Regions from separate parts of the Homo sapiens genome. Here region 2 is linked to region 1. A link is an interaction called in ENCODE POLR2A ChIA-PET data of the cell type or tissue named here. Cell type or tissue: CD4-positive, alpha-beta T cell. All regions are shown on one strand. Links, peaks and the distances in the headings refer to the core of each region. The heading gives the core; the rest is flanking DNA. Region 1 overlaps UBAC2 (UBA domain containing 2). Region 2 has its middle 40 kb from the start of DOCK9-DT.

The links. ChIA-PET counts read pairs that join two places held together with the same protein. Peaks named below come from ENCODE experiments on the same cell type or tissue, not always from the same donor. Only the 100,000 strongest peaks of a DNase experiment are listed, where the experiment ranks them.
Region 2: POLR2A ChIA-PET joins it to region 1 with 9 read pairs; 8 of 35 experiments call an interaction of 5 or more read pairs at or near these places.

Annotation. Positions count from the first base shown.
Region 1 is chr13:99,213,570-99,227,122 of GRCh38, reverse strand. The region is part of intron 1 of UBAC2 (UBA domain containing 2); the gene reads right to left. It also overlaps the pseudogene H2AZP3. Among named protein-coding and RNA genes, the nearest start is that of UBAC2, 19 kb to the right of the region's middle. In CD4-positive, alpha-beta T cell, for the core only: no CTCF peak of the experiment used is centred there; a DNase peak (open chromatin) is centred at 7,942; H3K4me3 peaks cover 1,846 bases; H3K27ac peaks cover 2,313 bases.
Region 2 is chr13:99,045,266-99,047,765 of GRCh38, reverse strand. It overlaps a transcript of DOCK9 not described here. Among named protein-coding and RNA genes, the nearest start is that of DOCK9-DT, 40 kb to the left of the region's middle. In CD4-positive, alpha-beta T cell, for the core only: no CTCF peak of the experiment used is centred there; a DNase peak (open chromatin) is centred at 1,315; H3K4me3 peaks cover 1,126 bases; H3K27ac peaks cover 2,408 bases.

The DNA of each region.
Region 1 (13,553 bases), core at 6,661-9,160:
GGGTTCAAGCGATTCTCCTGTCTCAGCCTCCCGAGTAGCTGGGATTACAGGCATGCACCACCACAACTGGCTAATTTTGTATTTTTATTAGAGACTGAGTTTCTCCATGTTGGTCAGGCTGGTCTTGAACTCCTGGCCTCAGGTGATCCACCCTCCTTGGCCTCCCAAAGTGCTGGGATTACAGGCATGAGCCACCGCGCCCAGCCAAGGGGTGCCGGTCTTATCCAACCTGGTTAGGGAAAACCTTCTTGTAATGTGGATTTGAGCAGAGACCTGAAGATGTAGGCCTTGCAGATATCTGAGGGAAGGGTGATTCTGGAGGAAAAAAAAGCAAGTACACATGCTTTGAGATGAAAACATGCTCAACATGATTAAGAGATGATAAGGCTGCCAACTGGCAAAAGCAGAATGAGCACAAGGCAGACAGGGAGGGAGCTAACGTCAAACAAGTGGTGATGAGGGGAATGGTCCAGAGCCCTACAGGCCATTATGAGGACTTTAACCTTTCCTCTGGATGTGACAGGGTGCTTTGGGGAGGTCTAAGTAGAGGAATAACATGATTGGACATGTTTTTGAATGATCACTTTGGTTGCTAAATTGAGAAGAAATTACAGTAAGGCAATGGTGGAAGATAGTAAACCAGTTAGAAGGCTGTTAGGGAATCCAGGGAAGAAAGGAGGATGTTCAAACCAGCAGGGTGGAGGTGTAGATGAAGAGGGAGGTTGAAACTGGGATATGTTGTGAAGGTACTGCAGGCAGGATATGCTGACTAACCGGGTGCATGGGCAGATGGAGAAGTCAAGAATAAAATTAAGTTTTGTTCTGGACAACTGGAAGAACTGTTGGCAGTTACTGAGATGGCCCTGACTAAGTTTACTGACATGTTGTCTTTCCTACCTACAAGATCTGGGCCCATCTTGCAATATGCTCCCCCAAGCCTTCACCTGCCAGGTCTCTCTCTCCTCTCTACCAGTGCCACTCAAAATAACCAGTCTGCAAAGTGCTACCAGCTCACAGTGGGGTCAGAGTTTGTGCCAAATGTGAATCAACATACTGCCTCCTTCAGGGATGAAGTCCTGCTATGAAAACATATCAACTAAACATGTGCTGTGCTCAAATGTTACCTTATCCTTTGTCCTGCTTTTTTCATAGCACTTAACAGTGGATTTAATAGTGATCCATCAACTCTATGATTCAAACTGATACACCATTATTTTTAGTGCCACTAAAAAATAAACGCTGCCAAATATAATTCTAAGACGTCATCAATTACAAGGCACGTTCCAATTTTAGAATCATTAAAACGTGGGACCTAATGCATTTTAGAATCAAGGAAATATGTTTATTGGTCTATTGTCCATCCGCCCATCTTCAGTCTCCACTAGAACACAAGCTTACTTAGGGCATCAGCTTTGTCTGGTACATTCCTTGTTGCAGCATCCCTCATGCCTCCAATAGGACCTGACACATAAAGGCAGTCAAGAGTGTTTGTTAAACAAAAGGGGAGTGATGTGAAGGAGGTGCTCACATACTGGCGGGAGGAACCCAAGTGTCCACTGGCAGATGAATGCATAAACGGGTAAACAAAATGTGGCATACACATATAATGGAATTTAATTCAGCCTTAAAAAGGAAGGAAACTGGCACATGGAACAACATGCATGAACCTTGAGGACATTATGCTATGTGAAATAAGCCGGTCACAAAAAGATAAATATTATATGATTCCACTTATTTGCAGTACCTAGAGTAGTAAAATTCACAGAGGCAGAAAGTAGAAAAGTGGTTGCCAGAGGCAGGGTACAGTGGGCGGAGGAAGGGGGAAATGGGAAGTTGTTTAATGGATACAGAGTTTCATTTCTGCAAGATGAGAAGAGTTATAGACATCGGTTGCACAATATGAACGTACTTAATACTACTGGACTATACACAAAAATAGTTAAGATTGTACATTTTATATTATGTACATTTTACCACAATTAAAAATTAAAACTAAATATAAGCAAATATTTACTGAACTAATAACTGACCCTATTTACACAGCCATTTTAATTCTGTCCAGGACCAAACAAACCCCTAAAAATACAGATCTGATAATTACCATTAAGTATTCCTCTCAAAATGAGCAAAAATCACATCTCAGAAACCTATGTGGAAAGCAATAATACACAAATATCCAAACAGTTGCACATCACAGGATAAGTATATAGTATCATTATAGACAACAAGATTCGCTCATCAACTCAAGATTTGTACTTTTACTACGTAAAAATTTTAACTCAAAAACCTTTAAATAGTTATTATTAAACTCTAGGGAATAACAATGCACATTTAAGTGTTTAGAGAAAATGTGACTATAATCTACTTTGAAATGCATTTTTAAAAATCATATGGTACTGATCAAATAAATAAAGGGATTGATATTTGCTAAAGCCAACATAGTAAAATGTTAATTGTGTAGAATCTAGGTGGTGGGTATATGGGTGTTCAGTGTACCCCTCTTTCTACTTTGTGGCATGTTTGAAATTTTTCATAATTAAAACATTGGGTGGGAGGTGCACAGTGAATCATAGAATCTGAGAGCTGAGAAAGGATTTCAATGAAGCAAAAATTAATAGAACTGAAATGGGACGTAGATAAATCCACAAATATAGTTGGAGAATTCAGCACTCTTCTCACAGTAATCGATAATACAAGCAAACAGAAAATCACTGTTATGGACTGAACGTTTCCTCCTAAAATTTGTATGTTGAAGCTCTATGCTGACTAAGTTTGGAGATAGGCCCTTTAAAGAGGTAATTAAGGTTAAGTGAGGTCATAAGGATAGATGGAGCCCTAATTCAATGTGACATGTCTTTTAAGAAAAGGGAGGGACCCAGGGATGCTTGCACACACAAAGGAAAGACCATGTGATGACACAGCTAGAAGCCAGCAGGCTCCTGCAAGGCCCCAGGAGAAACCAAACCCGCCAAAACCCTGAGCTTGGACTTCTAGCTTCTGGGTCTGTAAGAAAATTAATTTCTGTTCCTTAAGCCACCCAGTCTGTGGTATTTTGTTATGGCAGCCCAAGCTGACCAGTAAAATCAGTAAGGATACACAAGACCTGAAAAACATTATCAACCAATTTGGCCTGATTGACATTTATAGAACACTCCACCCAACAACGGCAAGTTACACATTTTTTCAAGTGCATATGGAGCATTCACCAAAATAGACTATATTCTGGGCATAAAAGAGTCCTCAAAAAAATTTAAAGGAATTAAAATCATATAAAGCATGTTCCTTGGCCACAAAAAAATCAGAAGCCAACAGCAGAAAGATGGAAAATCCCCCAAATATGTGAAAACTCAACAACACATTTCTAAACAATATCTGGGTCAAAGAGGAAGTCACAAAGGAAATTAGAGTATATTTAAAACAGAATAAAAAAATGAAGCACAACCAAGCAAAATTTGTGGACTGCAGATAGAGCAATGCTTAGAGGGGAAAATGTAGCATAAAAATGCTTATATTAGGAAGAAAAAAGGTCTCACATAATGGTGTAGGTTACAATCTTAAAAAAAAAAAAAAAAAAAAAAAACAGAAAAAGAGAAAGAAGAGCAAATTAAAACCTAAGCAAGCAGATATAAAGAAATAATTAAGAGTAGAAATCAATGAAATGGAAAAAACAAACTATAATAGAGACAAATCAATGAAACTCAAAGCTGGTTCTTGAGATCAATAAAACTGATACACTTCTAGCAGAAATGATCAGGACAAAAAGAGAGAAGACACAATTATCAGTATCAGGAATAAAGAGGAGGCATCACTACTGACCCCAGAGACATTAAAAGGATAGTAAGAAGTTGCACAACAATGTGAATGTACTTAATGTCACTGAACTGTACACTTAAAAATAGTTAAAACAGTAAGTTTTATGTTATGTATTTCTTATCACTACTAAAATGTCTTATCACAACTAAATTTTTTTTTGAAAGGGAATGTTAGGAAATACTTTACGCCCATAAATTTGATAACTTAGATGAAACAGGCAAACTCCTTGGAAGACACAACCTACCAAAGCTCATTCAAGAAGAAATGGGTAACTTAAATAGTCCTACAGATATTATGAAATTGAATTTATAGTTAAAAGACTTCCAACAAAGAAAACTCCAAGTCTGATGGCTTCAGGGGAGAATTCTACCAAGCATTTAAATACCAATTCTATACAAACTCTGTTACAACACAGAAAAATAGAGAACACTTTCCAACTCATGTTATGAAGCCAGTGTTACACTGTTAGCAAAGCCATGCAAAGATATTAAAAGGCAAAAAATAGACCAATATACTTTATGAACGTATTAACAGATGCAAAATTCTCAACAAAACATCAGTAAATCAAACCTAGCATTATATAAAAAGAATACATCATGACCAAATAATGCTTATCCTGGGAATGCAAAGCAAATCAATGTAATTTACCATATCAACAAGTTAAAGTATACTATGAAACCATTCTCATCCTGCCCAATTACTGCTTATTCTATGAAACCAATTTGTCATCAATCCATAAGGCTAAACTGACCACTTACTGCTATGTAATTACCAATGGGCTACCCCTTTGATCTAACCTCAATTATTAATTACTAATATAACCAACTAGTAACTACTAATACCAACCAACATTTATTAAGCACTTAGGAAGTGGAGGTATTAGCATCACACTTTATGTGTGCTACTTTGCTCCTGCCACTCCCACTACAGGGCCTATGTGCCTGTTACTCTCTCTACCCAAAATGTTCTTCCCACGTCCAGCTTATTCTCACCATTGAGTCCTCATTTCTAAGAGCACCTCCTCAGAGTGGCCTTCCATCGTGATTTTTTGCTTTTGAGTGCATCATCCTGGTTAATTTACTCTGTGGCATTCTTTACTACTTGAAATTCTTTGTTTGCTTCTTTGTCCGTCTCCTTCATCAGAATGTAAACCCTGTGAAGACAGGGTCCTAGTTGTCTTGCTCACTGCCATATCCCCATAGCCAGAATGCCACCACTTAGCACACAGTTGCCTTTCAGTAACTATGTGGTGAATGAATTACTTACACGGTTTAAACCTCAAAATAACCCTATGAGGCAGACATCACTCTTCTCAGATTTATACAGAAGACAAAACTGTGACTCGGAGAGTACATTACCTATCCATGACTAGAAAATGTCTTAGCCGGGGTTCCTCTAAGAGTAAAAGGTGAGACAAAGGCTTCCAGGCAGGGACTTTATTTTGGAATGTGATCCCAGGGAGCAGTAGTGAAGGACACGGGGAGCGAAACAGAGGAAGAGTCCAAAGAAGGGCACTGTCAAGTAGGCGATCACCATGAGTGACAGATGTTTCTGACAGGTGCTGGAACCTGCAGGACTTTCCGAGAAGCCTTGTGAATGTGTCTCAACTACCATCCCAGGTGGAACAGGGCAGCATTTTTATCCATCAGCTTCCATCCTCAATGGTCTAGAGTGGCCATAGAAAAGAAGCCCCATGGGAGGAACACAGAAATAGGAACAAAAAACCAGCTTACACACCAAATGGGACTCTGTAGAAATAAAATAAAAGGTGAGGCTGAGTACACTGAAACAGTGTGCAAGAAGAAGCTAGTGAGCAGCAGAACCAGAATTCAAGCTCTGATAATCCGGACTACAAACACAACTGACTACACTGCACTGCCATATAGTGCCACGGTTCAAACAAATTTTCACCTTCATGGTGGATTTCAAGTGAAAGACATACACAATCACAAACAGCACTAATAGAAATCAAAGTAGTGCCCTGTGTAACAAAAGTAAATGTAATTGTGAACGAAATATAAAAAGACTGCAGTTTGTGGAGGTTGCAACACAGATCCAAGAAATCCATTTCTAGGAATTTAGCCCAAAGTAATTATCATAAATGTGCACAAAGATTCTGCTACAACAATGTTCATCGCAGCACTGTTTATAATAGTGAAAAGACCAGAAACAATATGAATATCTAATTGGGAAATGGGTAAATTATGTTCTATCCATAAAAATGGGATAATATTCAACATTAAGCAATAGGTTGTAGAAAAATATTTTGTACCTTGGAAAGATGTTCCTAAATAGTAAGCGCAAAATATTCTAGTGGTATTATTATACAAAAATAATATATAAATACTTTTTTTAAAAAAGCATCTACCAAAATATTAACAGAGATAATCTCTGGTCTGTTCATGGGAGATCTTAATTTTTTACCAAAAAAAAATCGATTTTGACAATTAGAAAAAATAATTTGTAACTAGTTACTAATTCAAGAAAAAGATCCATATGGTGAATCCTTATGCACTGAGATGGGGCAAGTCACTAGTAATCTTCGGCCTCTCTGTGAGCAGAGCCAGGAAGTGGTTCATACGCACAGAACCCAAGCAGAGATCAAACAGAAGGTTAAGAAAAAGTCACTTCTCTGCAGGAGATCCTTTTACCTTTGAAAACAGGGATGCTACAAATTTTGAGAATAACAGACAACGCATTAATCTAAAAGTAAAAATGCAAAATACCTCTCTGGCAAAGATAATATAAAAATATAAAGTTTAAGAATTCCTTTTGGGTCTGATTTCTCTTTGGTTTGACCTAAGTACATAGTCATTTCTTTGAGGCAATAAATACTAATCAGGCTTGGGTGACTACGTATTATCCTAAAATAAATATTACAGTATATGTGGATTATTTTATGCCAGGCACTGTGCTAATAAAAGCACTTTACATGTAATACCATCTCAGTGAATTACTATAATAGCCCTGAAGCACGAATTAATTATCAGCATTCTCTAGGTGAAGAAATAAACTAAGAAAGGCTAAATAACTCACTGAAGGTCACAGCTAGTTAGTAGAGGGGCTGGGATTTGAACTTGGTTCTGCCTGACTATAAAGAAACCATTTCTTTCTAATATATAAGAAGGAACTATGATAACTTTATATGTGTACTATTTTAATACTTAAGATATATCTTTTTGGTTCCACAAAACGTCAAGCACAGAATTATGACATGACCTAGCAATTCCACTCTGAGGAATATACCCAAGAAAACTGAAAACACAGGATTTTTTTTTCCACAAAAACCTACATACAAATGTTCATAGTAGCATTATCATAACACAAAAAGTGGATACAAACCAATGTCCATCAACAAATGAACAAAATGTATATCCATACAATAGAATATTATTCAGTCATAAGAGGAATGGATCCTGATACATGCTACAACATAGATGAACCTCAAAAACATTATGCTAAGTGAAAAAAAGCCAGTCATATAAAGTTATGTACTATATGACTCCACTTATATGAAATGTCCAGAATTTAAAAATCCATACAGACTGAAAGCAGATTAGTGTTTGTCAGGGACAGTTGGGAGAAGGTAATAGGGCATGACGGCTTAATACAGGGATGTCTAATCTTTTGGTTTCCCTGGGCCACACTGGAAAAGAAGAATTATCTTGGGCCACACATAAAGTACACTAACACTAACAATAGTTGATAAGCTTAAAAAAATTGAAAAAAATCTCAGAATGTTTTAAGAAAGTTTACAAATTTGTGTTGGGCTGCATTCAAAGCTGTCTTGGGTCGCATATGGCCCATGGGCTGCAGGGTGGACAAGCCTGGCTTAATGGGCACTCCGTTTCTTTCTGGCGTGATAAAATGTTCTGCAATTAAATTGTGGTTGCTGTTAATTGCACAACAATGTAAATGTACTGGAAGTCAATAAGTGAACATTTTTAAATGGTTAAAATGGCCAATTTTAACTGAATAAAAATATGTATCTTTTGGGTACTGGAGACACTAACCACAGGCCTTGCAAAGCTTAGTCCTGTGGGCTGTTACAGAAGCATTCTAGCTGAAGACAGACAGGTAGGGGAGCAACCCAGAAACTCTGCCTGCCTCCACAAGTCACGCATGTAAAAATACACACATCAAAAAGCCCTGTATGGTTCACACCCTTGAGAGGAGGAGCCGCCATATCCTACCACAACATTGGTTTTCCTATGTCTGACTACTTAACTATTTGGTAAACTTCTCAGGGTTCTCACAAGAATGGGGTGACTTGGTGTCTCATAAAGTAACTTTCTCATAAAGTTTTTCATCAGAAAGGAGCTAAACCAAAACTAAGGGCAGAAATCCACAAAAGCACAGTAAACCCATGCCTTGCAAGAGACACCTTGCACTTCCACTATGATTTATTCCTCAAGTCTCTGGACTTCCTAAAAGAAAACTTAATGAAACTTAGATTCGGTGACCACGTTAAGGAGGAATGAGTGCCTCCTGGTGATCGTCTCAACAAAGACTGTCCAGGGATCAAAAGGTTCCAGGTTTATTTTTGTTACAGCTGTTTCCCTACAGTGTTTAGAAGTAAAACACTGGAAGCCATCCATCAATCAGCTCCTGTCCCTAATGCATTGAGGAGAATTCAATGACACTGGACACCTGCCACACTGACCGCTCCTCATACAGGTCCCCAGACAACCGGGCAGAGTGCCTGGCTCAGGACAGCAGCCAATAAACACTTGTTATCGAAGCAAGAGTTATACAGTTTATCAGGAAAATAAGCAGGAGAAAGTGCTAAGAAGTTTCCAGGGAAAAAAAAAAAAAGGTCAGGAAAGAGAAGGACTTACCCTCTAGATACAAAAAATGTGCTCCACATCTAAAATACTTAAACAGTGTGAATTAGAGGGGAGGAAAGAGTGAGCTGTAAAATTTAAAATCCTAGTCCTGAAACAGCACCAAACACAGAGGCCTGCATGCCAGAGAAAAGTGTTTCAAATCTGCAAGTCAGCAAAGGCACTGGGCACCTAAATGTTCATTTTGGTCCCACCACTGTGGTGGCCACCAGTTGGGTTTATACTTCTTAGGGAGATTTTATACAAACATTAACACTATGATTAAATGTAAAAAGCAGTAATTACTAAAAGTACTAATTAGACAAGAAATGTAATTATAATGAAATAATAATTTTAAAAGCCAAAATAAGTTTAAAAAATTATGACTGTAACACACAAATATGGGATAAATCAGTTAACAGTTGGAATAACTCTAAATAAAGTAAATCAGGACGCTTACAGAAAGTTCTGGACCATGTGATAAACTGTAAGAGAGAAGAAATAATACTTTTCAAGTGGGGAAATGCGTGGTTAGTGGCAAGAAAACGTGTTGTAAATTCAAGTGCCTACAGAGGCCAGGCAGGCAGTGAAATGGGGGAGTCGATGGCAAGAAGGTGGGCACGAGCTCGGTGGACGCTGCCACCCACCTAACAACTCGGCCCTGAGGCTGCCAGATCATCCGCCTCAGGACATCACAGACACCTTGAATTTAGGTCTGAAATAAGCCAATTTTAAAGTGCTGGCAAGTAACTCTCCTCTCCAACCTGCCCCCCACAACCTCCACAGAGACCAAAGGAAACGCCTGGGGCCTGGAGAAGCACCGCGGGGTGGGCACCCATCAGCGCAGCTGAGACACCAGAGGGCTGCATGCCAGGGCGAGCGCGGGTAACAGCTGGCCCCAAGCCGGGGTGCCTCCCTGTGTTCAAGGACCCAAGAAGTCGGACTCAACCAAACAGGGTGACAAGTAAGGCTGCCCGAGCTACAAAGATGGTGCTGGAACGTCCCCAGGCCACACAAGAGGGTCTGCCTCCACAGAGTTTCAGCATAGCCTACGTGGGTCTGGGTTGGAGAAAGAGGGCAGGCAGAACACACGCCTGCATGGTGGAGAAACCCAAGTCTGGTTTTTAAAGCTCTGATGAGCCACGGGACCTCTCCCTGGGAGAAAAGCGTAAGAGATCCGAGCAGAAAAACCCTTGCAAGTTTGGGCTTCTGAGTGGCCCTTCAGCACCTAATGGATGGAGGGACTGACTCTGCCAACATCTCCAGCCACTGACGCTGAGCAACGGCCTAGCTGAAGTGGGGAACAAGCCCCACTAAAACCCCAAACACTAAAATTAATTCGAAAACGAGGAAAGAGGCCAGGCGCCGTGGCTCACGCCTGTGATCCCAGCACTTTGGGAGGCCGAGGCAGGCAGATCACCCAAGGTCAGGTGTTCGAGACCAGCCTGGCCAACATGGTGAAACCCCGTTTCTACTAAAAATACAAAAATTAGCCGGTCATGGTGGCAGGCGCCTGTAATCCCAGCTACTCGGGAGGCTGAGGCAGGAGAATCACTTGAACCCAAGAGGCAGAGTTTGCAGTGAGCCAAGATCGCACCACTGCACTCCAGCCTGGGGGACAAGGGCAAGACTTCGTCTCAAAAAAAAAAAAAGAAAAAAGAAAAGAGTCCAACAAAAACGACAAAACCAAGAAGACCACCAGGTAAAATTCCAGTCTAAGACAGCAGACCCAGGACACCTGTCCACGTTCCCGCCCTTCCAAAGTTGTTTCAAAATAAAAGAACCCTCAAAACACCAGCGAAATGTGTCCTTTCAACTGAGTCCAGAGAAAGAATCAACAAATACCAAGACCTGGGGAGGAATATGAACAATCTTCGGGAGAATTGAGGGCATTTCTCAAACTGCAGGCATTACCACTACAGCACCAGTTTCTGCCTGCCCTGATCCTGTTATTAATATTTTTCTTTAAATCACCTATGATTTACATAAATATTTTAAACGAAATTTGATATCACTACGGTAAATGGAAAACAAGTGTTGCTTTCTCATTAATAGGTGGTAACTATAAAAATAAACACACTGGGCCGGGCACGGTGGCTCACACCTGTAATCCCAGCACTTTGGGAGGCCAAGGTGAGCGGATCACCTGAGTTCAGGAGTTTGAGACCAGCCTGGCCAACATGGTGAAAACCTGTTTCTACTAAAAATACAAAAATTAGCCAGGTGTGGTGGCGGGCATCTATAATCCTAGCTACTACTTCGGAGGCTGAGGAATGAGAACCCCTTGAACCAGGGAGGCAGAGGTTGCAGTGAGCCGAGATTGCACCACTGCACTCCAGCTGAGGCGTCAGAGTGAGACTGTGTCTCAAAAATACACACACACACACACACACACACACACACAAATATAGGTTGGTACAAAAGTAATTGCCATTTTACCTTTAATGGCAAAAACCGCAATTACTTTTGCACCAACCTATAACAAAACAAAGTTATTAAAGACTAATATTACTTCCTGCTCTTTTTGTTACAATAGGAAAATAGCCTTTATTAGAGAGGTCTTTCAGACTAGCACCACATCAAGATTTTCTCTTTGATCCGATCAGGAATAGTAAGAACTGAAAAGGGCAGTTTGAATCACGGTGCGATGAAGGAGTAGATGGTGGGATCTCACCACGGGTCTGATTAGCCCTTTCTCTGCCTTGCTTGAGCTTCAGCAGAACTCGAAATGGCTGACGGTAAGGCTGGGAAGGACTCCGGAAAGGCCAAGACAAAGGCGGTTTCCCGCTCGCAGAGAGCCGGCTTGCAGTTCCCAGAGGGCTGTATTCATCAACACCTGAAATCTAGGACGACGGGTCACAGACATGTGGGTGCAACTGCCGCTGTGTACAGCGCAGCCATCCTGGAGTACCTCACCGCAGAGGGACTTGAACTGGCAGGAAATGCATCAAAAGACTTAAAGGTAAAGTGTATATTACCCCTCGTCACTTGCAACTTGCTATTCGTGCAGATGAAGAATTGGATTCTCATCAAGGCTACAATTGCTGGTGGTGGTGTCATTCCACACATCCACAAATCTCTGATTGGGAAGAAAGGACAACAGAAGACTGTCTAATGTATGCCTGGATTCCTTGTTATCTCAGGACTCTAAATAAAAGAACAGCTGTCCAGTGTTGGTGATGCCAGTGGACTATATTTCTGTGAAAAACACAATTTTGTCTTTTTGTAATTCTATTTGGGCAAGTTGGAAGTTTAATTAGCTTTCCAACCAAATTTCTGCATTTGAGTCTTAACCATATTTAAGTGATACTGTGGCTTCAAGGAAGCTATTGATTCTGAAGTACTGGGCTTTGATTGAGCTGACTGTTTTTAAAAAACTGTTTGGATTTTAATTGTAATGCAGAAGTTATAGTAACAAACATTTGGCTTTGTACAGACATTATTTCCACTGTGGTGGATAAGCTCAATAAAGGTCATATCCCCCAAGAAAAAAAAAAAACAAAAAGAAAAGAACTGAAAAGGGAGTCATGACCTGACTTCTATTTCAATGATGTTTACTGCTGGGCTGACACCCTGTCTAAAATCATCTCCAGTGGTGCAAATGCCACCGAACAAGCATGACAGCAGTGGGGCCTCAAACCCTTCCCCACCCACAGTCTACAAACAGCCTTTTCACCACCATCCCAGTTGGAAAGAAATTTATTTATTCCCCCAAAATAAAATCCTAGAAACTCTCCAAAAAGGGTGGGGTGGGGGACAATCTGCTTAAGGAGAACAATGAGGGGGTTGGAGGTCTGCAAAAAAGTAGAAGAGAGCTTGGGGTAACTTCAAACTTCCAAACCAGATCACAGCACAGGTGACGGGGAACGGACAAGGAGGGTAATAAGAAAGGCAGCTTCACTCAGGAGTAAAAGCCACAGAAAGCAATGAGCCACCCTTTGACGACTGCAGGGGGTTCTCACAGTCCTGCTTCCCCCACCACCACCTACTCCCCACCTCTGCAACCTATATGCAAACCAGCCTATTCATATTCCTTGCATACTAGAAGAGAACCTAGAGTCAGCCCTGCCATTTCAAGTTTGAGCCTCTTGCGGGAAAAGGCTGTACCCACAAACAAAGAGGAAACCCACACTAGGTACTTAGGAATCCAGTCATTCAGGACTGCACAAGAACGGCCAAGCAAGATCCAGAAGTTCACCACTCGTGTCCTTACACGAAAAAAATTTACTCCAGGAGGGATTCCAGGAAAAAAAAAAAAAAAAACAAACCAAAGATGCCAAGGCAAAAAATGATACAAGATTGAAGAAACAGCAGGACAGGTTTTCTGACCTAAGTTCTAACCCTGGCTCTACAATAAATACACAATCAGGCCAGGTGCGGTGGCTCACGCCTGTAATCCCAGCACTTTGGGAGGATGAGGCAGGCAGATCACTTGAGGTTGGGAGTTCGAGACCAGCCTGGCCAACATGGTGAAACCCCATCTCTATTAAAAATACAAAAATTAGCCAGGTGTGGTGGTGCACACCTGTAATCCCAGCTACTAGAAGGCTGAGACAGGAGAATCGCTTGAACCTGGGAGGCAGAGCTTGCAGTGAGCTGAGATCACGCCACTATACTCCAGCCTGAGCGACAAAGCAAGACTCTGTCTACAATAAAATAAAATAAAATATTCTTATCTTTTGATTCTATAATTCAACATTTATGATTATTTCTTTAAAATGGGGTTAAAGATGCAATCAATAACTTAGTTACAAAGATGTTCTAAGTGTTTCTAACGGGAAAATACTGCAAAAAAAACTTATTTTAGTACGATAAAATGTTATAATCGACCGGGTGCAGTGACTAATGCCTGTAATCCCAGCACTCTGGGAGGCTGAGTCGTGCGGATCACCTGAGGTCAGAAGTTCAAGACCAGCC
Region 2 (2,500 bases), core at 1-2,500, 170 kb after region 1:
GGATCGCCTGAAGTCAGGAGTTCAAGACCGGCCTGGCTAACATGGTGAAACCCCGTCTCTACTAAAAATTAAAAAAAAAATTAGCTGGGCATAGTGGTGTGCACCTGTAGTCCCAGCTACTCAGGAGGCTGAGGCAGGAGAATGGCTTGAAGGTGGGAGGCAGAGGTTACAGAGAGCCAGGATGGCACCACTGCACTCCAGCCTAGGCGACTGGGCGAGACTCCGTCTCAAAAAAAAAAAAAAAAAAAGGATTAGAACCACTGATTCTCAGAAAAAGTTTGACTTTCATTATTTTCAGACAACACCTAAGGAGTGAAAATAAATGAGACTAAGAAGATGTTCTTAGGCCCCAGAATGTTTAAAAGTAGAAAGACAATTTCCTTATTCTAACCTGGGGACCCTGATGGTAACAGACGTGCTTATGTGCTGCGATGGCAGCTGATACTCCTCAGCCTGTGGTTCTCTGCCCCATCCAGAGAGAGCCTGAATCTATACACAGAAAAGGCTGTGTTTCTGAGGAAATAAAAAATATGTACTTTTAAAATTTTCTAAATAGGCCCTACTTCTAGGGTCAGCTGGCGTGTATTTCAATTAGCACATTATCTTGGGAAACTTTACCATGAGGAAAAGTTTACTCATAGGCTTGGCCATTTTTATTTATTTGACCCCCATGAATAGTCCAACATAGCCACCAAAAATTGCACAGATGTCAGTGGCTGTTTGGCCGTGTTTTAAATAAATATTTTGTCTTTTAATCATCAGAGATAGGAGATTAAACCTGGACTCGTCCAACTTTGGCTCTCTTCACGCTCATCCTTATGGGAGAGGAAGTGTCAAGATGGGCTTTCCTTTGGAGCATAACCTAAACAGGAACCTTTTAAAAACCTATCCAAAGCTACACTTTGTACCTTAAACGCAGGCATGAAGTATGAGACATTTCTGGTGATGTCTTCAGGAGGATTAAGAGGTCAGGAGTTAGATGTAAGAATGAAAGTAAAGTAAGTGATAGATCTAGGCAGAGAAAGATGTTGACATCTGAGCTTATACTCTGAATAAAACAGGTTTCCAGGCTGTGTGTGTTTATTTTACACCCATGCACTTACACACAGTATGTGATAACACAGCAGTGATTCACAGTGGCTCTTCAAGGCCCCTCATCTGTGAGTCCTGGACTTTCCTGTCAGGTGTGCCCCCTCATAACCAGGCATGTTCTATGAGGTGTTTACTGTCGAGACAAGTCCCACAAGTTGGGCAACCCTTTAAGTGCTGTTTTCCGGAGCGCAGCTAAGGAGGTTAGCATACTGGGCGCAAAATCCTTCCTCCTTTTGAAAACCTCAAAACCAACAAACTACTTCCTCTGTTAATCTCATGGGTGAGTGGCAAAGCCCAGGCCAAGCCCTTGGTTGTGCAATGTGTTATGGCCCTGGAGTTAAGGATCCTCCTACTCAAAGCAGGAGGGCATCATTCCAGCAAAACCTGTTGGTGTGCGTCCCACCTTCCAAGTGAAGATATGCCAGGTGGGAGGTCGCTCGGCTTGTTCTGCCCCGTGCTGAGCCTGGGCTCAGTGTTGGGACATACATTTCTGCCTTTTCTGTCGTTGCTTAAGATATTTCCTGGTTGTCTTGTGAATTCTAGACACAGTGATGCTGGTTTTTTTTTTTTTTTGAGACTGAGTCTCACTCTGTCACCCAGGCTGGAGTGCAGTGGCACAATCTCAGCTTACTGTAAGCTCCGCCTCCCGGGTTCACGCCATTCTCCTGCCTCAGTCTCCTGAGTAGCTGGGACTACAGGCACGTGCCATCAAACCCGGCTAATTTTTTTTTTTTTTTGTATTTTTAGTAGAGATGGGGATTCACCGTGTTAGCCAGAATAGTCTCAATCTCCTGACCTCATGATCCGCCCGCCTCAGCCTCTCAAAGTGCTGGGATTACAGGTGTGAGCCACCGCACCCGGCTGCTGTTTTTTTTGTTTTGTTTTGTTTTGTTTTTAAAAAGATGATTAAGCTGGTGAGGCATCTCTTTTTATATATGCATTTTTTGACAAAAATTCCGTATATTTAGGGTATACAACATGATGTTTTAAAATTGGAATGGTTCAATCAAGCTAAGTAACATGCAATACTTCACATACTTAACATTTTCTGTGGTGAGAACTCAGTTCTACTCTCAGCTATTTATTTACTGTAGTCACCATGTTTATACTGTATTCCCCCTAGCTAACTGAAATTTTGTATCTTTTTACCAACATCTCTCCAAACCCCACCCCCAGCCCCTGGTAACCACCATTCTACTCTCTACTTCTGTAAGTTTGACTTTTTTAGAGTCTACATCTAAGTGAGGTCATGTAGTATTAGCCTTTCTTTGCCTGGCTTACTTCATTTAACATGATGTCCTCTATGTTCATGTTGTTGCAGACGATTTCTTTCTCTTTTGCGCCTGAATGATATTTCATTGTGTATATACGGTATACACCATATTTTATTTATCCATTTATCCACTGA